3 separate regions of the Mus musculus genome follow, and regions 1 and 3 are each linked to region 2. A link is a loop called in an ENCODE intact Hi-C map of the cell type or tissue named here. Cell type or tissue: left cerebral cortex. All regions are shown on one strand. Links, peaks and the distances in the headings refer to the core of each region. The heading gives the core; the rest is flanking DNA. Region 1 overlaps Alk (anaplastic lymphoma kinase). Region 2 holds the start of Clip4 (CAP-GLY domain containing linker protein family, member 4). Region 3 overlaps Togaram2 (TOG array regulator of axonemal microtubules 2).

Region 1 (7,567 bases), core at 1,750-6,749, 93 kb after region 2:
ACCAGCAAAGGTGGCATCCCCTCGGGGTCTTTGGGGCGCATGGGCACTTTCTCCTCCTCTTCTACTACTGGACCGTATTCGATGGGCAGAGCTGTGTTGATCACATCGGGGTCCTGTGGGGACAGAGAGAGGATGGATGAACACGGAATCAGAGAGATGTTGGGTCTGGAAGAGATGAGAGAGAGAGAGAGAGAGAGAGAGAGAGAGAGAGAGAGAGAGAGAGAGAGAGAGAGAGGAGAGAGAGAGGAGAGAGAAGGGGGCGGGGGAGGGGAGCTAACTGTTAACAGTTGATCCATTTTTGTCAACTGGACACAAACTAAAGACACCTGAAAGGAGAGAGAACACCTTAGCTGAGTTATTGCCGCCATCGGATTGGCCTGTGGCCTTGTCTGTGAAGGCGTTTTCTTAATGATGGGTGTGGGAGAGCTAAGTCCGCTGGGGGCACCCCTCCAGGGTTATATGAAAAACAAACGGAACAAGCCAATAAGCAATCTCCATGGTCTCTACTTCAGTTCCTGCCTCCAGGTTCCTGCCTTGAGTTCTCATCCTGGCTTCCGGTGATGACAAAGTGTTCCGAGGAAATAAACCCTTCCCCCCCCCCACCCCCAAAGTGTATTTGCACACAGTGGTTATCAAAAACGGAAAACAACAACAGAAAAGCAAGCTAACACATTAGTTGACAGTTAGGTATCAGAGCACAGAGTGAGCACCACTATTCTTGAAATCTCACCAGAGGAGGAGAGGGGTCCCAGTGCTTAGGGGTTGGGGGATAAGCACCCATGCCTGGGGGCAGTGGGATGGGAGGGGCAGAGCAGAAGCCCCTGGGGCACCTTTTACAGATGTAAAAGTTTTTTACTAGATTTAATTTATAGTGTGTATGTATATGTGTGCAGGTATGCATGTGCCTTGGTGTGTGTGTGTGTGTGTGTGTGTGCAAGTTGAGGACAAACCTATGGAGTTCTCTGCCCTCCCACTATCTGGGTCCTGGGGGTCAAACAGGTCATTTGATTCTGGCAAGCAAGAATCTTACTTAACCCATTGAGCGATCTTACCAGCCCGTTTTTTGTTGTTGTTGTTTTGTTTTTTTGTTTTTGTTTTTGTTTTTGTTTTTGTTTTTTGTTTTTTTGTTTTTACATTACTTTCAAAATATTGTGGTCTATTTCCAAAAATACTCTTGCAATCTTCAAAGACAAAAGATAATGTGGCTTTAGTTTTGTTGTAGGGAAGGAGGCAGGGAAGAGGGACGCCACGTTTGGCTCACAGAGGATGTTGTTTGCTCCTTCCCTAAGCGCCTGCAGCTTTCCTCGTATTTGATGGTGACTCTGTGTTGTGTGGTCTCCTTGCTTGTGCAGCTGTTCCAGGCAGAGGCTCATTTGCCCATTCAGAAACCTGGCTCATGCTAGATCTCTGTCAGCGTCACAGACTGTAAGACGAGAGCAGACGCAGTTGCCATGGGTTTAAAGGAAAGTGTGTGGGAGAAAGCTCCAGGGAAATTTAATTCAGTAATAGTGTTTGCAAATGGAGGGAAAACCTCCGTTACTTAGGTTTTACAGAATAGCACACCAGTCCAGTATCCACCAGCAAAAGGTTTAAGAAAACAACTACACATATCTTTTGAAAAGCCATTTCACTTATTGCCAGCTTCTTCCACAGTCAGTCCTTTACGGCCTGCAGCTGTACAACCACCTGCCTTCGCAAAGATATTATATATTTTGGAGAAAACACCCCCAAAGAAGGTATGTGAAGGTATCTGTGTTTATGAGAGTATTCTATTCCTGTTAGAATATAATAAACTAAATGTCAGTAAGCAAGCTTCCCTAATACATCCTCAATTTCCCCCAATAACATGGCCACTGAAGTCCAGCTAGATGAAGAAGGCAGGTCGCCCTCACAGCTGGGACCCACGAGGGGACTGGAACAGTGTGGCTAGACACACCGTTGCTGAAGTTTGCAGAAAGTGTCAGCCCTTGGTCCCAGTTGAGGGAATTTAGAGAGCTAGTGGCTCACTCTTTGACTTTTCTAAAATATCTCAGTGGCACGGACACCTGATGGCATCCCGTGTGTAGCAGATGAGCCCATCCTCGTGCACATAAGGTGTGCTGGCTGGTTTTCATGTCAGCTTGACACAAGCTAGAGTCATCTGAGCGGAGGGAACGTCAGTTAAGAAAATGCTCCCATAAGATCTGGCTGTAGGCAAGCCTGTAGGGCATTTTCTTAATTAGTGATGGATGGAGGTGAGCCCAGCCCATTGTGTGTGTGGCTACTCCTAGTCCTGGGTTCTGTAAGAAGGCCGAGCAGACAAACCATGAAAAGCAAGCCAGTAAGCAGCACCCTCCATGACCTCTGCGTCAGCTCCTGTCTCCAGGTTGCTGCCCTAACTTCCTTCAGTGATAAACTGTGTTATGGAAGTGTCAGCTTAATAAACCCTTTCCTCCCCAGCTTGCTTTTGGTCATTGGTCATGGATTCATCACAGCAACAGTAACCCTAGCTAATACGTACAGGTGGTGCAAACTGGACTTAACAAACAAGAGCAACTGTGAAAAGCCATGAAGTTGGGAAAGGTCCATGTTAGGGAGATACCAGGGAGTCAGAGGGGGCAACTCGTAGGTGGGAGAGAACGTTAGAAGAAGTGAAATTGGGGAACAAGGCTCAAGTGGGGGTGTAGGGCATAGGGAGAGGATGCTACTTTAATTTTGTATGCTGACAGGATCAGAGGCGGGAGGGAGGGAAAGAAGGGATACAGTAAAGGAAAAACTGGTCACTGACATAAAGTCCTGAGAGGCCGCTGGTGAGACCGTGATAGGAAGATGCTCTGGGTCTGTGTGAGACACGGGAGGGAAAGAATCCTCCCGCCACTACCTCTATTCCCCTGTCTAGCTGATGATGAGTAGGGAGGTACAGTCTGCTGAGGACAAAGATGAACAGTCACGATTCAGTCCAGACGGGAGGAAGCACGAGAGGGCTGTCTCTTAGCCTAGCCCGCTACTCCTCTATAAAATGGGATAAAAGGAACCCTCCCCGAGAGCAAAATAAAAATAACATGGAAATCCAGGGCTGGAGATGGCTCAGCAGTTAAGAACACTTTTTGTTCTTCTGGAGGAACCAGGTTCAGTTCCCAGGACCCACTTGGTGGCTGTAAATGCCAGATCAGAGATCTGTCGCCCTCTTCTGGCCTCCATGGGCATTGCACGTGTGTAGTGCACAAACATACATGTAAGGCAAACTTACTCCCAAACAATATAAAAACAAATCTTTGAAAAAAAAAAACATAGAAAAGCAACTTATATAGTATAAGTCCATACCAGTGCTACCGATGAATGGTTTGAACATCTCTCCAGAGTGGTTTAGCTATTATGTAATTACTATCTATTTAATGGGAATTAATTCACAGGTTGTAATTCTTGAGAGCTTTCGTTCTTCTCCTTTATATCCCGTTTCATTTACAAAACAAGTAGTTGCCTAGCTGTCCTTGATACCTCAACAATATGAGTAACTGAATAAGAACCAAACATCAACAGACACGCTAACATGAAAGGGAGAAATATCATGGGCCACACTCCTAGACAAAGAACTACAGGCAACTGATGATAGCTGAGAGGGGAGAATTATTCTCCCCGGAGTGGAATTCTCTAATTGGTTATCCAATAGAAGTGGTTGGCTCTGAAATCGTATGAAATCACATGGAATACAAAGTAGATTCTGCAGACAGTATTTATATACATATGAAATAATAATAATAATAATAAGCCATGAATTTGAGAAGAACATGGTTAGGGGGTGGGTTTGGAGATGGGAGGGGCCAGAGTGAGGAAAGGGGAATGATGCAATTATACTTTAATTGTTAAGAAGAACACACAACATTAGCTGTCTAGCAGGGATGTCATTTTGCTTGCGAATTGAATAGATTCTGTCTGGCCCTGTGACATGAAAGTGGGAAGTTTCCAGTGTTTATTGTAGGACATTGGCAAAGTGGGATGCAAATCCTGTCACTTCCGGGATCAGGAATACCGTGTCTCACAATTAGCATTATTCTCTGGTGTCTTGAAACAGTTTCCCCGTGTAGATTAGAGGCTGGTCAAGGGGAGAAAACATTTATACCTGGGTGCAGTATTCGATCCTCTCCAAAATGATGGCGAAGTTGGGTCTGTCTTCAGGCTGATGCTGCCAGCACTGCGTCATTATCCGGTATCTGAAAGGATGAGCGCCTTAATGAAAAGTCAGGAGAAGCACCGGAAGGGGAGACAAGTAGGTCCACCTGATTGATCTATGCTGCCCCCTGCTGGTGGGACAGGGGATCATCCCCAAAGACACCCAGGTAGTTTACATCAAATGCCACTTCTCTAAAGCCATGTTTAGGATGAAGTAATTTATTCCCCATCTTGTTTTTTGGAAAGGAGGTGAGGGACACCATAGGGGACAGAAAACACTATAGGGGACAAGCTCACCCCTCCCCTCTGTTTTTTTAAGACAGGATTTCTCTGTATAGCCCTGGAACTCATTCTGTAGACCAGGCTGGCCTCGAACTCAGAAATCTGCCTGCCTCTGCCTCCCGCGTGCTGGGATTAAAGGCGTGTGCCACCACTGCCCCCTCTCTCTTTTTTTGTGTGTGCATGCTGGGGGTGATATTTAAGGGAGATATACTTAAGAGTGCAGGGCCAACTGGGTGGGTCTGGGGTACACATTTCTAAAGGCAACTGAGACATGTAGGAGAAGTGGGTCTGCAGCCTCTAGCCTTTCTGGGATAACATAATTGTGTTTGATGGGCTGGAAAACTGACCCATCTTACAGAAGTCTCTGGGACACTCTCGGGACATCTGAAAAGAAGGCTACCAACTTCACTTTAATTTTAAAGGCGCATTTGCAGATCCAAATAAAAACAAGACCACGCTCAGGTTCTAGTAGGAAGTTCCCAAAGGTCGTACACAGGCCCGGGGCAGTTCTTAGGCGGGTCCATCCGTCCTCCGCTGGTGACAAACTCCAGAACTTCCTGGTTGCTCTTGCTGGGGTACGGCATATATCCAAGAGAAAATATTTCCCATAGCAACACTCCAAAAGACCTGGGCAGAGAACAGATAGTGATGTGGACACACACAGAGAAACCTAAGTTCTTACTGTTTTCCTTTAAACCATTTTCTGTAACAAAGGACTCCTTTCCTGTGTGCATGTGTGTGTGTAGGCTTATGCATACAAACATTTGCACACATATACATGGAGGTCAAAGGACAATAATCTTAAATATTGTTTCTTAGAAACCATCTACTTTAATTTCTAAGAATTATTAAATCTCTTTCTCATCTTTGTCTCTGCGTCTGTCTGTCTGTCTGTCTGTCTGTCTGTGTGTATTTGCAGGTGTTCATAGAGGGAAGAAGAAGGTGCCAGATTTCCTGGATCTAGAGTTATAGGCAGGGGTGGGCTGTTCAATATGGGAGCTGGGACTGGAACCCAGGTACCCTGTAAGAGCAGTAAGTGCTCTTAACCATGGGGTCATTTCCCCTGCTCCTAATTTGCCTTTTTAATAAAAAAGAAACTTTATAAAATACTTTTAGACACAGTCTCTCAGTGGCCCAGGGCTCACCAAGAAAGCTAGGCTGACTATGAACCCCGTGAACCCCAGAGGTCCACCTGTTCCTGTCCCCCCATCCATGCCAGCACTCAGCCTCCGCCCTTTCTTCCCTTCTTTTGGGTTCCGGGAGACTGAGCCAGATCTTTATTCCTGTGACCTACAGGCACGTCACTGACTGAGCTCTCTCTCCAGTCCCAGCGGACTTTCTAGGTTCAGAAAAGTGAAGAGAATGACCAAGCGCCACCCAGGACTCTCTATTAAAAGACGGCTCCTGCTGACATGTTCTTCATTCTGGTGGGGCTTTGTGCCTAGGTTTCTAGGCTATGGAGCCTTGATAATTCTGCTCATATCATCACAGCACCATTGCTTTCCATGCTAAAAATAAAAGTCTTACAACTAGGATGTGAAATGTCTGTGAAATACTCGATTGCCATGAAACATGGTTGCCCTTATCACACTTCTTTCGGTTTTCAAAATATTTTGAACCTTGAGTGGCCATCTTCCTGCACTTTGATTTTAGTTAATTTTATTTTACTTTTTCTGTGACAGAGTCTCATTCTGTATTACAGCTTGAGGCTTCAAGTTTGCTTCATTGCCTAGCGAGCTTCAAACTCAAAATCCCCCTGCCTCTGGAGTACTGGGAATGCAGGATGGGTTACCACAAGTTCCTTAGATAAACAGTCTCAAACTAATAGAATGGTAAAAAATCAATGATATTTCCTTCCAGAATGCATGTTCTGGGCATTGAATTCAGGTCTGGGAAAATATGGCAACCCGTGACTTTATATGGTAGAGTGTTTTAATGAAGTCTGTTCATCTAATCATTACTTTTAAACTTATATATTGTCTGTTCACGTCTTTTGCACGAGGTTATCTGTCAGGGCATATTATTGTAGTATCTCAATTTGCCTTTTGAGTTGTAGACCTTCTTTGTATGTTTTAAACATGTTAATCTTTTATCAAAAACAAAGATGCTTATTTTTTGGTGGATTTTTAAGGTGGGGCTGGGGATTGAACCCAGGGTCTTACACACGCTGGGCAAGCATTCTAACCACCAAGTTCAGTCTCCAGCCCTGTGTCCCATTTTCCTTTGTTTTAAATTCAATGTTTGGTAGTAAACCAGGTTGGCCTGGAACTTGCTTTGTAGCCAGGCAGGCTTTGAGAGTACGGCGTTCCTGCCTCCACTCCTTAAAGAGTTCTAATTACAAGAATGTACTGCCGAGTCTAGCCACAATTTCTATTAGTTGCTTTATGACTAATATTTTAGTATAATGATGGCCTTCATTTTCAAGTCGTTAAATATATTTCTTAAGTTTTCGTGACTTCAGTTCCCCAGTTTTGCAATCTTCTCCTTACCAAAGGCTGCATATTTGCTATCTTCTAGTGTGTTTGTTTTCCCCTCTCCTCGAATTCAGTTAGACTTTATGTACAGTGGGAGAGAAGGGTCAAAATTGGCTTGTTTGTCTGAAGGACTCTTCCAACACTTTATAAAATAAGCCCTGTTCCCTCTGGCTTTTGATTAAAGGTGGGGCTGTCTTTAATAGACACACCCACCACTTCCTCTCACCTCTTTGCTTTCTGCACTGAGAATATTCTGTTTTACTTTTTCTGTCTGTGTTTTGACATCAAATAAGACATTTTCCTCTTTGGGAAATTGTCTTTTGATTTCCCTGCTATTTGTTTTAAAGGACGTTTGAGACACCGTCTATTAGGTTCCAGAAATAATATTTTCTGTCTGGATGACGGTTTTATTCTCTTAGTTTGATGATCAGATTTCAGAGAAAGAAAATCCATCTTCGTTCTAGTATGTCGATGCAGATTCTGCTCTTAGAAAACACGGCCCTGACATGGAAGAGGGAGCCGCCTTCCGCACAGCACTCACTGCGCAGCTTTCACTGTTGCTGTGTTGGTGAAATAAACCTATCACCAAGAACATGGATTGTTCCCTCTCCTGTGGCCTTTCCGATCTCTAAAAGTAAAAGAAGACAGCCCTCTTCCACTTC
Region 2 (7,567 bases), core at 1,754-6,753:
CAGCAAAGGGCAGAACATAGTATCTATATGGCAGCAAAGGGCAGAACATTGTATCTATATGGGCAAGGTCATGGGGAGGGTTACATTTTGTATGTGTTATATTGGGCATATCACAGAGTGGATGATGAGGAAGCATTTGGATATATCTATATCATCCACACTTACCTATCCCATCTATATCTCTGTCTATAGCACAGAGATAAAAATCTGTGCTAAGGATCAGGAAGAGGGATGCTATCCAGGCAAGGATTAGACAGATCATCCTGTGAAAGACTGCCTTCCTGGAAACCCCACCGAGAAGCCCTTAGGGGATTCTCTGAGGTATACATAGCAGTGTGTCTCGACTACACTCAGTGCTGCTACCCTGTGCTACAGAGTGTGTGTCTCTCATTAAATACCCATCAATCGTGCAGGAGGTTTCCATATCCTTGCCAACATTTGGGATAATCTTTTTTTTTTTTTTGGGGGGGGGGGAATAATCTTTATGCCTTTTTGCCTCTGACAGGGAAAAGCCTATCTCTATATATCACTTTTATACTTTAACTTTTAGTTATATTTTTATGCATGAATTCAACACACAGACACACATACTTACACACACACACACACACACACACACACACACACAGAAAAACCACAGGAGTTAAAACTAGAAAAACAACTAGTTCTATATCATCTTCACCACTACAGTCAGTCCTTCTTCATGGCCTGATATCACTCTTCCTTGGGCATCCTTCTTTTTCCTATACTGTGCCCACAGTACATTTATTTACACACATACATGCATACATTGTAGGCTAGAATCCATGAGAGAGAGAGAGAGAGAGAACATGTGGTTTATTTTTTCTTTCTTTCTGAGACAGGGTGACTTATACATTCTAAGTCCACCCACTTCCTGGACATTTTGTGATTGTTTTTATTTCTTGCCCATCCCACTGCTTGTCATTCTGGGCTTTTCTTTGGACAGTCTAGATAGCCTGTGTGTCTTTGTTGGGGTTATTGTTGCTGTGATGGTACCAGGTTGAAAGATAACTTGGGGAGGCAAGGGTTAATTTCCCTCCCAGTTCCATATCACAGTTCATCATCAAAAGCAGTGAGGGCAGGAACTTAAGCAGGGCAGGAACCAGGAGGCAGGAGCTGATGCAGAAGCTGTGGAGGGATGCTGCTTTCTGGCTTGCACTTCATCATTGGCTCAGCCTGCTTTCTTATAGAACCCAGGGCCACCAGCCAAGGGGTGGAACTGACCATGGTGGTCTGGGCCCCTCCCACATAAATTATCAATAATAAAAAAAATGCTCTTCAGGCTTACCTACAGCCCAATCTTAAGGAGGCCTTTTCTCAGCCACCATGTTAATTTTCTATCCTATAGCATCTCGAATTGCTTGGCAAGGTCTCTGGGCATGCCTACAAGATGCCTACAGGGCATGCCTATCTTGAAGATGCTAACTGATGTGGGAGAGCCTACCTACCTGTGGGCAGAGCCATTCTCCAGGCAGTAGATTCTAAAATAGAGAAAGGGAGCTAGTGTCAGCATTCATCTCTTACTTCTTGAGTGGGATGTCATGTGACCAGCTGCTTCAAGCTCTGTTGCCTTGACTTCCCTGGGATGATGGATCTTTGAATTGTGAGCTAAAATAACTCCTTTCCCTCTTAAGTTGTGTTTGTCAAAGTATTTTGTCACAGCAACAGGGAAGGAAACCAAGACACATCCCCAGTCAACTGTCTACTGTTACCCTTTCCTCATTTTTTTGTTAGTTTTTCGACTGATTTTTGTTGCTTTAGGTACTAATTCCTAGCTATGTTTATACATGTCACAAACTTCTTTCAGTTTGTCACATCTTTTCATTTTTCTTTTTAAAAAAGTATCTTGAAATGTGTATCTGCATTTGGGTATATGCATGGTGCAGTACCCACCGAGGCCTGAAGAGGGCATTGGATCTGATGGAGCTAGAGTTATAGGCGGCTGTAAGCTGGTCTTTCTTGGATGCAGGGACCAAACTCAGGTCTTCTGCAAGAGCAGAATGCACTTTTGACTGCTGAGCTGTGTCTCTCCACTTCTTTTTATTGGAGGTTACCTGTGGCCACTCAGTGGAGGAATTTTGTAAGGATTTACAAATGTGTATGGTTCTTTGTTAGTCCTATTTCCTGATAGGAACAGATGAAGTTGTTCTACGGCATTTCCTCCATCATCTCTGTCACTGACCCCAGGCCCTCCAGCATAACAAGTTCACTTGTGCCCCCGGGAGCCCAGTGTGCATTAGGAATACATTCTTACAGCAGATTTCCAGCATCTCCCTCACTTTCTTTTCCTTTTTGTTTCCATTATTAAATAAGACTGTTTGACTAACTCTGTCCTATATATAATTCATATTTTTTCAAATCATTGGCTGTGGTATCACTTTTATGTATACCAAGGACATGCTTATCCAGGGCTCTACCTTCTAGGTCATTTTTCTGTTTATTTCTAGAGCAGCATCCAATAATTTTTATTATGATATAGTAAAGACATAATTTCTAGTATAGCAAATCTCCTTCTTTTGGTCTTGCTTTTAGACATTTGTCCTATTTAAAGTTATATTTGTCTTACGTATTTTATGTTTATTGAACACCTTAAAATTTTAGTTATAACCAAATACTGAGTCTAGAGATCAGCTTGACATTTTGACAGTGTGAAGCCATCCCGACAATGGCCTATTTCTTCATCTGTTCAGTCTTTTTTTTTTTTTTTTTTTTTTTTAATGTCCTTTAATAGAGTTTTAAGAGCTTCTCCATAAAGTTCTGAAAAGTTGTTAGGTTAACCCCAGATGCTGTGAGTATGAGACGTGTCTCACTGTCTCCTTCCTGCTTATTTGCTGCTGATGTAAACGGTTGGATTTTACAAATTGATCTTGTATTTGGACGTCTTGCTGAACTAATTCCTTCTAACAATGCGCTGATTTTCTTTGGGTGTTCCAGGCAGAGAGTCCCGTTGCCTGTGAATACAGTAGAGAGGAAGACTTTGCGAGTTCGGGTTCGGCTAAGTGCTGTAAGCATCCCTGCTGGTTGAGTTCCCATCCGCCTGGCTTTCCCAGAAGACTGTCTCTCATGTACTCACTTTGGGAAAGTGAGTCTCTCTCTTCTCCCTGAATGATACCAAATGATGCCCAATGCGCGGAGTGAGGACGAGCAATGTCTGAATTTCTGAGTGATTCCCTGCTCATCATTCAGGCATCTCTGGGCCCTCCCCAATCGCTACAAGGATATTTTATGTAGGTGATGCCAAACAATGTCTTGAGAGACTTTCAGATCATATTTACTGTATCTTCTGTTCCACTTCATTTGTATTGGAGACAAATTTTATTATGGGTAGTGTTCTGTATAGTAGAAAGTTGGCCACGCCTCCTCTTCTCTTTGGTACTGATCGTCGATGGATGCTGTCTCTTTGTGGCACTTTGTTTCATTGTGATATTCTTCTCAGCACCTGTGATGGATTATAGTCCATTTGCCTCGCCATTCCAATGGCTAGTTCAAACTCCAAATTTTGACCCTATATAATTGTCCCATTTCCTTGTTATTAAATTGGCAAGACCTAGCTGCAAAACATTGTGTGATATGTGTGTGTGTGTATGTGCCAGGGAATAGCCCAACAACAAGGGCTTGTGTTCCTGATGGCCAAGGAGTAGTTTCAGGTTTTGGAATAAAGGCAGCTAAGTGAGTGGCAGACTCTCCCTGGTGACTTGTTGTCCCTGGAATTTGCCTGTGTACTGTGTATGTTGGGTGTAGCAGGAAGAGCCAGTAGTCTGGCTGGTTCTAACAGAGATCTTCATTATAGCTTAGTACCACTCAGCTTGCCACACCCCATCACCTACTAATAGTGGTATCTTGGTGGATACTTTAAAAAAAAAAGCAATAAAAGTAAACTGTGTCGCTCGGAAAATATCACCAGCAGCTCCTGTTACAACAGATCCTTATGGGTTTCCGTGTTTCAGTGGCACTTAGAGCCAACAAAAGGCAAATTGCTTTCTCTTTTAGCCAGCTGAGGAGGTGGGTGGGTTAGGCAAGAATTGGGTGTGAGAAAAACAGGGAAAGGGGTGTGTGTGTGTGTGTGTGTGTGTGTGTGTGTGTGGTGTCCTCCGAGGGAGGGATAAGCATCTGTGTTACATTACCATCCTCAAGAGTGCATGAAGACAAGAGTCTGCAGGGAAAGAGAACCTGGCAGCTGCCCAGGGGTGTGGGATGGTGGAATTTAGTACTGCATAAGCACCCTGAGTTTTAGTTGGCCCTGTGCCCCACCCAGTTCTCCACTGTGCTCTGACCGCCTCAAACAACTATTTGGATATCTTGGGTTGAGTTAGTAGAAGCTCAAGAGGTAGGCAGAGGTGGCAGGCTCGTCTCGGTACTTACCAGGTCGCCGTTCCATTCTGAGAATCTCATTTAGAAAGGCTCAAGACAAGCCAGGATGCACTCCGAGGAGTCCTTCAACCGGCTGGTGAGTAGGGTCCCAACTGCACTATCGACGAACGGCCTGAGAGACAGAGAATGCTCATTGTTCTCTCTTGAACTGGAGTTAGATGTTCTTTGACAACATCCATGGCAGAAACAACCCTAGATTTTAGCTCCCAAGGAAGGATGTTTTGCCAAAGGCTAGTCTAAGCTACCTTAAGAGTTAGCGAGTTCCTTCTTCTTCCGAGTATCCAAGTAGAGTCACTTGGTGGGAGAATGTTGTGAGGACTCTAGCAAGGAGAAAGTATTTGTGTTTGTTTTCCTAGCCTCCAGAGCCAACAGTTCGAACTGGAAAAGTGCTCTGGGGTGTGGTGTGCACTTACCTCTGGGCTGGCAGAGATGCTGATGGACATCCATTCATATGGTCTCTCAACAAGTTAGTTACCACACGATAGGGAAGAAACACCAACAGGGTTACAGTTTGTGAGGCCTCGAAGAGCTTGGCTGTGACATCCTTAACTCAAGTTTACAAACTTGTCAGTCACATTTAGCTCTCCCTATTAAAGACCAACACCTTTCTGCAGCATGGGGAAGAACTAGAAATGCCAGCGCCCACATCTGCTAGGGTTTCAATGTCACTTCTTTCTGGTTATGAGAAGATGGAAGAGATGAGAAGTATGAGGTAGGTGAGGAGGGAGCAGAAAACTAAGGAATGTGTAAGTGTGCCCTGTGACTATTCATTTCTTCCCTTTGGCTGGCACACTTCCTTTGTAATTGCTCAGTTGGGTATTGAGAGGGGTTTTCACAGCAGGACCTGGAAACAGATAATTGACTGACGGATCTTACCCTAGGCCATACATGGCCTCCCTATGCATGGGTGAGATGTGGTCTCTGCCTACCAGATGCTGTAGGTGGGAACTCTTCCAGCCCAGGATGCTAGAAAGCAAGGGGGGTGGCAAATAGGGCCAACTAAGACCATGCAAGAGGAGGGTGTGCCTGCTGCAGCCCCAAATCACCATCCTGGCCAGCCAAGGTTCCTTTTAGAGCCTGGTTGTGCCTCTCTGGACAGATCCCCATTTGTGCATGGCACCGCAGGGGCTCTGGGAAAGGCCACTGGACTGTGAGTTTGGGCACAGCAGGTGCAGCCGCCGCCAGACCTTCCTCCTGTTGGGGGCACAGGGGGCGCAAGCAGGAGGCGAGCGAGCGCAGGCGCGTGCGCCGGGCCCAGGGCCGAGGCCTGCGCGCAGCCCAGGCGGCTGCACTGCGCGCGCGCCGACCCGCGTGGGGGGCCCGGTTCCGGCGCGCGCGGCGTGGAAGGCGGCGGGTTGCTGCTGCCCGGCTGGAGGCTCGGCGGCAGCCACGGGACCCCTGCGGGAGGGCGGGAGCGCGCCCGCCCGCCCCTGCGCCTGGCCTCTGCGCCCCGCGTCCGCAGCCGGCGCTCCTCGGGGACCCGGAGCAGGCAGGTGGCGGGACGCTGGGGGGCGGCGGGACCCGGAGGCCGGGAGGGCCGGCCGCTAGGCGGTTGGCGGTGCGGGCCCCACCGAGCTGCCCGGAGGCCTCCCAGGACGCGGCCCGGCGGGCGGAGAAGTGGGTGCTTGTGTCGCTTGCTCTCCGGCTGAGATGGGTGCCCGGCTGAGGCCCGCGCTCCCCGGAACCCCGGAGTATCTCCCACGCGTGGGGCTGCGCACCCTGGTGGGTTCTCATAAGCTTGGCTCATCATGTTCTCATTCGCATCCTCCTCCGACTTAGATCATTAAGAAACCCGTGGCCATGCGTGTTCCAAACTGAACTGGCTTCGCCTCGCCTTGCTGCTCTGAGATTCCTTCATACTAATTCGCCTTGAGAAGTTGCAGGAGGGTGGGAGCCCAGTGAGACCTGTCCCGTGCTTGCGGAACCGCAAGGATTAGATGAACTGGTTCTTAGTTACAGCTGTGAGGTGGGACAGTAACTTGGTGACTGTACCAGGCTGCACTGTGGGTAGGTACATCGTACCTTAGCATAGCGTAAAAACAGTGCCTTTGAAATTCTTCTGAAGCGTGTTCCTCAGTGGAGACCTTCATCAAATACTTGGTTGCAGTCGACTCTTGCTTTGACCTTTGTCAGTGAGTCTGCGGCACAGTTTAAGTTGACTGTGGGGCAGCAGAGCGGGTGGCGTAGGACGCAGAGACTGGAAGGAGAGCAGAGACTTGGAAATGGCCGGATTCCAGCTTTCTACATTTTGCCGATGCAAATCTATCCTGGTTTCATTTGAACATAAATATGATGCATTTGGGGGGGGGGGGTAACACTTTCATTTGTTAACCATTATTTAGGCTCAAAGATTGACTCTTGACACAACCAAAGTGTTTATATCTGTTTTGTAGCTTTAGGACACTGCATTGTTCCTTGGACTTCTTTCCACTCGCCTGTTTCTCAGATACAATCCCAACAACAAGGCCTTTTAAAAAAGCGATGATTATAGTGGTATCAGTTTGCTTATAACAGTTGAAGGTTTGAAATACGTATTAGTGAGCTTGAGCTGACAGAATCAACTTCTGTCTCTAGCTAAAACCCTTTAAGCATCTGGCTGCTTTTAGTCTGACCGTCCTCTTAATTATTTATAATTATGCTGCTGCAAGCTTGCTTGGCACATCAGACTTTCTCATTTCAGGCATCTGAAAGTTGTTTGTTCTCTGAAGAGTGAGCTAGACTGCTTTCCTTCAGTGCTGGTCAGGGGAATGTCCGTAGATGAAATGTCTTTCTGGTTAGCCACGTGCAAACTGACCCTCTGAACATTCAGATAGAGCTAAAGCAGGGTCTATCATACAGTCCCAGGTAAATAAAATAGGTATACAAATCAAACATTTATTGACAAGAAGTCATATATTTATCTTGAAACAAAGATATACATATGATTTTGCTATTTAAAGATGAAAACAAATTTGCATGCTGAAGAGGATTTGGTTGTCAATTTTATATGTAAGTTGGACGGACCCTTGGTACTACAGGGTATGGAACATCTTCAGCATTTTATAAAACTGATGTATAGTGCTGACAGTGCTGTTTTATATGAATATAAATGGAAAATATTATAAATATACACAAATAAATACATGTATAATTAGGACCCTTTCAGAAGTTGTTGGAAATTCTGTCTGAATCTAAA
Region 3 (7,567 bases), core at 1,101-6,100, 87 kb before region 2:
CTCTGGATCCGGTGGGAGGCCCCAGAGGGGTTCCTCTGCGGAGCACAATCCCCCGCACCACCTCACAGAGGCTCCTGAGGGTACCCAGGCCGATGCCTCCCATCCAGAGCATTCCCACCACCCCTGAGGCCAACAGTGCTAAGGAGAAGGACCTGGACCCTCCTGGAGGCAGACAGGATCTCCAGGACCCGGGAGCCAGTGCCCAGGAGGTAAGGCAGCTCTGTGGCTCCCCATTCCTTTATCAACTCTTGTCCCTGTGCCCCGGCTAAATGTCTCTAGACAGTCCTCAAGACCAGGGTGGCATTGAGACCCTCATTTCACGTCTCCCTGTAGCGTTCCAGCTGTTACATCTGGCCTGAGAGTGGTGTGTGTGTGTGTGTGTGTGTGTGTGTGTGTGTGTGGTTGCCTGAGAGGTATGGGGGCTACAATCCTTTCTGTCCTGGAGTTGGTGGACCCAGGCTTTCTTTGGTGTTCATGTTTTGGGATTTTTCCCGGTCTTCTGCTCATCTCTTGCTTAATGCCAGCTTGTTGGCATGGAGGAAGGCGTTGGCATCGCCTTCCCAGAGCTGTTTTGTACATCTGTAAAAGCAGAGCTTTGAATTGGGGGTTTTAGAGGGTCCCTTCCAGCTCTACACAGTCAAAGATTTTTCTGAAATGAGAAGATTAAAAAAAAATTAAAATCCAAAAAATAATTAAAGCGACGGAAAAGCTTGCCAGTCTTCCTACCTGGAGTGGTTGGGAAGGGGTGACCTTCCCAGAGGGGTTGGAGTGGGGCTAAGAGACCGAAAAGGGAAACAAGAGGACATTTCCCAGCATCCTCTCACCAGCTGCCAGGAGATGCTTTGTGCGAGGTTACCAGGAGCAGAAAGTACAGTGTGAGTCATGCTTCCAAGGACCAGGCTCCCTCCCCCTCACAGGTGCAGATTTCCAGGCAATACTTACACTGCGCTGATGAGAAGATGCACAAGTCTTTAGGAGGCCTCGTGATCCCACCCATTCCGAAGGCCCGGATGCCCACAGGGACCTCTTCCTGCAGGCCTGGCTCCTTGCCCAGCCCCCTGTGTCCAAGCCAGGATGTGCTTATGGGACCAAAGGCCCCACATACGCGGTAAGCGGCCTACTTAAAAATCTCAAGTCTGTTTGTGGTCATCTCTCCTGTAACTTGTCTTGCCCCCCACCCCCCTTCCCTTGGGCTCCTCACTGCTGAGTCACCGTGGCTGGCACAGTCTTGAGGCACCAGGTTTGGAAAGGGTAAAAATCCCCTCTTGTGAATGGCAGACATGCGGAGACCACAGCATTGTTGTTGCGGCTCCTCTGATCCTGGACTCTGGCTGGCTCTGAAGGCATTCATGACCAGTAATGTGGGCAGTAACTTGTTTTCTAGTTTCTCAATGTCTACAGTTGCCATAGTGATGAATAAAATACACATTGTTTTAGGGCATGGTCAAGCCCATGGTGGCTCTCTCTTATTTTGTATTTTCTTAACTGACAGATACTGAAACCACCACTATTATCATGTATAATGTGTGTATAATGTATATAGTGTGTGGTCATGTGTGTGTATGTTTGCATATACATATGTGTGGGTATATGGGTTTTTCATAAAATGTTTGGACTTCAAAAGGCTCTTCATACCCAGAAACAGTTGGGGCAGAGGCTCTAGGTTATCATGAATCTGCTCGTAAAGAAGACAGGCAGAGCCTTCTAGACGGCTATCAGCATCCAGTGGCCAGCCCAGACTGATACCCCAATTGGGTATGTAAGAATTCCTAGGCACATGCCTGTGAGTGTACATCTGTAATCATGTTTGTGTCTGTGTGTGCATTTGTATACACACATGTGAGTGTCTGGGAATGTATGTGAGTGGGCGTTCAGCCACTATAGGTCTGCCTTTCCCGGTGCGGCGTATGAGTGTACATTTCTGTTGCTATGATAAAACACCACACAGGGTCAAACAAGTTATGGAAGAATTTACACGGACAGAGAGTTCTGGAGGGTAAGAGCCCACGGTGGTGGGGCAACATCAGGCATCATAGCACAGGATGCCGAGAGCTTACATCTTGACCCTCAGAGCGAGAATACCGGGAATAGCTTGAGGCTTTTTAAATCCCAGAGCCCACCTGCAAATGGCATAACTCCTGTGGGCAAGGCCACACTATTCAAACATTGCCACTACCACCCCCCACCCCATCCCCGCCCAAGACTCTGGGGCACGTTTGTCACTTAAATCACCACCTATGGTTGTCACATCCTCCTCCTGCATTTCTTTGGCCTGATCTTCCAAAGTCTTCCATTTCTCTCTGGCTTTCCGAGATCTCCTGTTTCCTGGGCTGCCTTCTCTGGTCACAGCCATGTCTCTATCTTTGTCTGGGCCCTGCTAGACTGTGGGACCATGTCCCTGCACTTGTTCCTGGATGGGAGCTCTCTTCCATCCTCACCTTCACACTCACCTCTGCACTGGCCTTCCTTACCACGGGACGCTTCTCCTGGCACACAGCTTCTCTCCCTCTCTCTGTAGCATTAGTGACAGAGTCTTCGATCTCTGTCCAATGCCTCTCATGACCTTTGTGGCTGTGGCTAGGGTTGACATTTTTCTCCTCTTTCTCTTGGTTTTATACCCATGTCTTGATCTTCCAGGCACTCTCCTACATGCCTTTCATCTGTTGCTCAAATCTGCCCATCCTCAAAATTCCTGGTTTTTTTTTTTTTCTTTCTTTTTTCCTGGAGTCTTTCCTCGTGGCTATGATCTCCAGGGTCATTGGGCTCTGGGTGACTTTGCCATGGCCTGACCTCCCCCTGGAGACCCACACTCTCCCTGGGACTTCTGGTTTTTCATGGCTTGCTGGTCAGCATTAGAGGAAGTATGATGGAAGGGAATGCATGTTACCATGGCAACACGAGGCACCTCCTGCTTCCCCAAACTGCCCTTTGATGGAGGAGCTGCCCTTTGCCTACTTCAGCAGCCTGGCTCTGGCTTCATGTGCTTCTGGTGCCTCACTGAGTGTCCCTCCCCATGCTGTCCTTGCAATAACAAGGCACACAGAAGCTCCCATCTGTTTCTTGTCCCCGCCGCTGCCTCCCACGCTGCCTCCCATGTTACACTCACAGCTGCCTCTTTTTCTTCTTTTTTCTTTTTTTCGAGACAGGGTTTCTCTGTGTAGCCCTGGCTGTCCTGGAACTCACTCTGTAGAGGAGGCTTGCCTTGAACTCAGAAATCCACCTGCCTCTGACTCCCAAGTGCTGGGATCTAAGGCGTGTGCCACCACTGCCCGGCTTCACAGCTGCTTCTTAACTTCACCCAGACAGCCACCCGATCTGCCTTATCCAGCCCCTTGCTGTTCAGCCTCCCCTTTCTGAGTCCCGTCCTCAGGCAACCCTTCAGTGGTCTTTGGCTTTCTTCTGCCTTTTGCTGCCAGCAGCCTGCTTGGTTTGACCTCCAGGGGGCAGCCTTCCTCCTCCTGTGCTGTCTGTAGGCCTCCGGCGGACTCCTTTGTGGGTGTGCTGGTTCCTGAGCTAGAGCCCCATTTCCTCCGTGGCACTTTTCTGTCCTGCACATCAATAAGGTCCTTCCACCTCGGCCTCACCTGGCTTTCATGGCTGGGGAGGACAGGAAGGGGTCACCTCTGCTTGTCCACATGGCAGAGACTGCCTGTCCACCCCTACCTCCCTTCCATTGTTTCATTGATTTAATTAATAAATCTTGGCTATTTAAATTGATTTTGTTTCTTTTTTTTTAAATGTCTGTTCATTTTATTTTTCTTGTCTTGTTTAAAACCTCATTCTATTCTTTAACTTGCACTTTATAGGTCAGGGGCCATATCTCAAAAACCTGTGATGCTAAGCTAGGGGCCTGGCAGGAATTAATCACATAGGACACACCCGCCTTAGCTCTCCATCTGCAATTTGGCTCTCTCTTCCCCACCTCTGTAAGGCTGTCTAGAAAATAGGTGGAAAATTCCCCCTATTGCCACTTCACTCTTTCATCTGCCTAATCATTTATTCACTTAAAAAAAAAAAAACTACTGAGCACCAACTATCTGCTGGGTGCTTTGGAAACCAGGGTGAATACATTTTGGGGGGATGAGAGAGATTTGAGGGTAAACCATTGAGCCTAAGCTCAGTAAGATTGGAGGTGAGATAGAAGGCCTCACCAGTCTCTCGGGAAGCCCAATAGAAAAGCGCCTCAATGAGGCTGGGCTGATTTCTTAGGGGGAATTTTGAAGGAGGGACAGCACAAAATGGAGGACAGAGACACTCAGGGAGGAATGATAGAGGCCTTTAGGAAGCTACAAAGAGTCTGCTTGTGAGACTGGCTCAGTATGAGGGGCCTTGAGTCCTCACCCGATCCCCATCTTAAAGCTCTTAGGTGTGGGGATGAGACAAGCTCTGATGTTAGAAGCCTACTGTGGGACTGGGGAGGTGACATGCAGGGAAAGTGTGCAGTGCACGCACAAGACCTGGGTCCCTAGGACCACCTGAGAGCTGGTGGCCACCAGGATCCACCTCTGCCCCCAGTGTGTGAGAGGGGCAGATGAGATCCTCAGAGCAAGCTGGGTCACCACGTTAGCTGAAACAGCAAACTGTGGGCTCAGTGAGAGAGACTGACTGTCTCAAAACGTAGCGGAGAGATGGAGGGAGACCCTCAGCGTTCACCTTGGGCAACCCCCCCCCCACATGCACGCACTCGCAGGTGCCTCTCGACAAACACCAACCCAGCCAGGAACGGGACAGCATCTGCATCCATTTTTTAAAAAGTGTGGGGAGCAGTGGGGGAGGCAAGGTGGCTAAGCAGCTGGCACACTTGCCATGCAGCGTGGGCCAAGGCAAGGGTTGTAGCTGGAGCTGTGGGGAGAAAGCAAGCTTTCCCATCAGCTATGCTACAGTCAGAGACATGAGTCTAACTTAAGACAGCAGCTTTCATGTGGACGCTGTGACCTAGGGAATAGATGTTTGCAGAGCCAGGGAATTGCCTAGCCCTGGTCACGGATTCCCAGGTTGGCCTGGCTGATAATCAATCAACCCAGTCTTGGTGTCAGGAGCTCTATGTCCTGCCACTCTGACAGGAAATGAGCCCATCTCTGTCCATCACACCATCTCCCACCTTGGAGCAACCCCGGGCTTCTGGCCCTGGTGTCTCTCACAGTTGTTTTCTCTCTCTTACTTTTAAGATTGACTTGTGAGAATGGGCCTCTGGAAAAGACCCCTAAATCTCCGGGTACGTATTCCCCTGAGGACTCATCTTGTTCCCTTTTCTGTGCCTCCGTGTTCTGGGTTATGGAATTAGGCCAGGGGAGACCTGAGGGCCCTCAGGCCAGGCCTCTCATTTCACAGATCAGCGGGAAAGCTGAAGTCATCACACTTTAGGGTGGTAATAAGCCTGTGCCAGGAACCAGGAAGGCAACGGTACTTATCGGCACCGGCTCTGCTGAGCGCCAGGATGCACACCAATTCACGTATCACATGACCATCCTGACGAGGGGGGATGAACAGGTCACCCAGGCTGAGTAGTTTGATCCAGGCTACCTTGAGGCTCAGCGACTTCTCTTGGAGACTGTTAAGTAGCTCGGCTAGACCTGCGTTCAGGGCTGCCCTGTGGCAGAGTGGGCCTGACACAGCAAGTGGCAGTTTCTTGCTCTGTGTAAAGCGCATAGAGATACCCTCACCGGACAGAGTGAGACCTTAAACCATTGCTCAAAAGCCTCAGCAGTTGCTCTCAGCAGATTCAAAGGTCAGGGGAGCAGGGCCAACCAGAGAGTGGATGTGTGGCAGGGGGGAGGGCAGTTTTCTAGAAGGAGGAGGGAGAAGGGAGGGGGATGGATGTGGAAGGTCATCCCTTCTGGGCTGATCATCTGCTGCTGGGGCGAGATTGTGGATGGAGGGAAGCTGCACTGTGGCTGGAGAGTGTTTAGGGGGCAGGCAAGGAGGGCACAGTCTGTGAGGGGCACTCTGAGCTCAGGCCGCACAGAGCTTCTGCTCAGCTGACTGGAGGGAGGGTGACTGGCTCCCTGGCAGGTCCCTGACTAATCAGGTCAGCAAGTGAGGTGGCTGGCAGAGTGGCAGGTTGTTGCCCTGGAGGCTCTGAGCTGGGCCTGAGAGGCAAGCCTGGCAGCTACACCTTGAAGGCAGGCACCTCTCCTGTCTCCCCGGCTCAGTCGTGTGGAGTGTGCCTGGGGTGCCTGAGGTGATACACGTGAGACCTCGAATGTCCTTATGTGCTAGCCCTCAGATGGCTGGCATGGCAGTTTGGTCCAGGAGACCATGTCATCATCAGGTGTCCATAAACAGGGACAGCCTGCTCAGACAAGGCTTTCTCGGTGTCTCTTGGGGGTGTGGGTAAGAACTTGGATATATGAAAATTCTTAGAGCACAGTTTGTCGCTGGCTGTCAGCTGGGGTGACACTGCTCAATAGTAACCAGAAGGGCTGCCATGCTGTCTTTCGTCTTGTGGCACTCTCACAAACCTCACCCTGAGCACTTGGCCCCTGAACATCTGTGCCTCCTCCCACATCTTTGACCTCTTAACCCTTCCTCACTCTGCCACAAGCAGAAGGACCCCTCATGAAGAAATGGTGACCACTCAAAATGTCCTTTCCATCCTGGGCATCCCTAGGTGGCAGCCCCAATTTCAATGAACCCCTGGTGAGCCAGCTCTTTTGAGGTGGTGAATGCCCACGTTTAAGGGCAGGAGGAAATTAGGGGACTCATTCTGTCTGTACCTTTAAATCCACCGATTGGGAAAATACAGGGTGATGGAGAGCTGCTATGGAGTTGATGTTGTTTGGAGAAGAAGATTGCTGGGCCTCAGTTTCTCCATCTGTGAAATGAGAGGATTTAGACTAATGTTCAAAAACTCTCAGGCCCCTTCTGGTTCTGCTGGAGTGGTATAAACGTTTGGCAAGGATTATTTAATTTGATTGATTTTCCACTCTCTGTCCACTTGAATAAAATGTGCAGTTATTGTTTTCTGAATAAGTGAATGAATGAATGAATAAATGAATGAGTGAATGAGTGAGTGAATGAATGAGTGAATGAATGAGTGAATGAACGAGTGAGTAAATGAATGAATGAGTGAATGAATGAGTGAGTGAATGAATGAATGAGTGAATGAATGAGTGAGTGGTTGGAGTATGGCGTGGTCCTAGACCTCCCTGGCAATGCTAACTTCCCCCTTAGGAAAGTGTGGGCAAGAAGGACTGAAGATTGAGGGCTTGTACTCTAAAACCCATCGGGCACAGGGTCAGGGACCCACTGATAGCCCACAGTGCCACTGTCTTCAGCTCTGTCCCTGCTCTTGACTTCTCCAGCGTCAAAGCCTTTGGTTCCAGTTGTCAAGGCCAAGTCTGCTGAAGCCCCCGAAACGTCCCTGGCTTCGTCACAGTCTACCTTTACTCTGACAGCATTCTCCAGTCATGCCAAAGAAACCCGCTCCCTGGAGAACGAAGAAGACCAGAAGGAGTCCAGCACCAAGGTACCAGGGAAGCAGGAGGAGGAAGAAGCTGAGGTCCAACTGGCTGGATACAAGCACGCTTCTAAAATCTGCTGTGCGGCAGCTGGCCAGCCAGCTGGT

Evidence for each region. Peaks named below come from ENCODE experiments on the same cell type or tissue, not always from the same donor. Only the 100,000 strongest peaks of a DNase experiment are listed, where the experiment ranks them.
Region 1: it touches region 2 in a loop (2.2-fold over the local background); 2 of 42 quality-filtered maps call a loop at or near these places.
Region 3: a loop joins it to region 2, with 4 times the contacts of the local background. A loop is called at or near these places in 6 of 42 quality-filtered maps.

The regions. Positions count from the first base shown.
Region 1 is chr17:71,870,019-71,877,585 of GRCm38, forward strand. It overlaps Alk (anaplastic lymphoma kinase), which reads right to left. Exons shown (of 29, transcript NM_007439.2): 27 at 4,924-5,058; 28 at 4,100-4,190; 29 at 1-113. Among named protein-coding and RNA genes, the nearest start is that of Gm30140, 91 kb to the left of the region's middle. In left cerebral cortex, for the core only: CTCF peaks have their summits at 3,168 (motif pointing left) and 4,291 (motif pointing left); a DNase peak (open chromatin) is centred at 4,249.
Region 2 is chr17:71,776,966-71,784,532 of GRCm38, forward strand. It overlaps Clip4 (CAP-GLY domain containing linker protein family, member 4), which reads left to right and starts at 4,982. Exons shown (of 16, transcript NM_030179.3): 1 at 4,982-5,104. It overlaps Gm30140 (a long non-coding RNA gene), which reads right to left and starts at 5,717. Exons shown (of 4, transcript XR_001782175.2): 1 at 4,806-5,717; 2 at 4,638-4,712; 3 at 4,384-4,504. In left cerebral cortex, for the core only: a CTCF peak has its summit at 1,929 (motif pointing right); DNase peaks (open chromatin) are centred at 4,192, 5,045, 5,573 and 6,214; H3K4me3 peaks cover 1,572 bases; H3K27ac peaks cover 1,124 bases.
Region 3 is chr17:71,690,529-71,698,095 of GRCm38, forward strand. Togaram2 (TOG array regulator of axonemal microtubules 2) reads left to right here. Exons shown (of 20, transcript NM_177087.4): 5 at 1-209; 6 at 918-1,108; 7 at 5,169-5,215; 8 at 7,305-7,468. Among named protein-coding and RNA genes, the nearest start is that of Togaram2, 21 kb to the left of the region's middle. In left cerebral cortex, for the core only: a CTCF peak has its summit at 3,439 (motif pointing right); DNase peaks (open chromatin) are centred at 1,794, 3,061, 3,438, 4,469 and 2 more places; H3K27ac peaks cover 1,149 bases.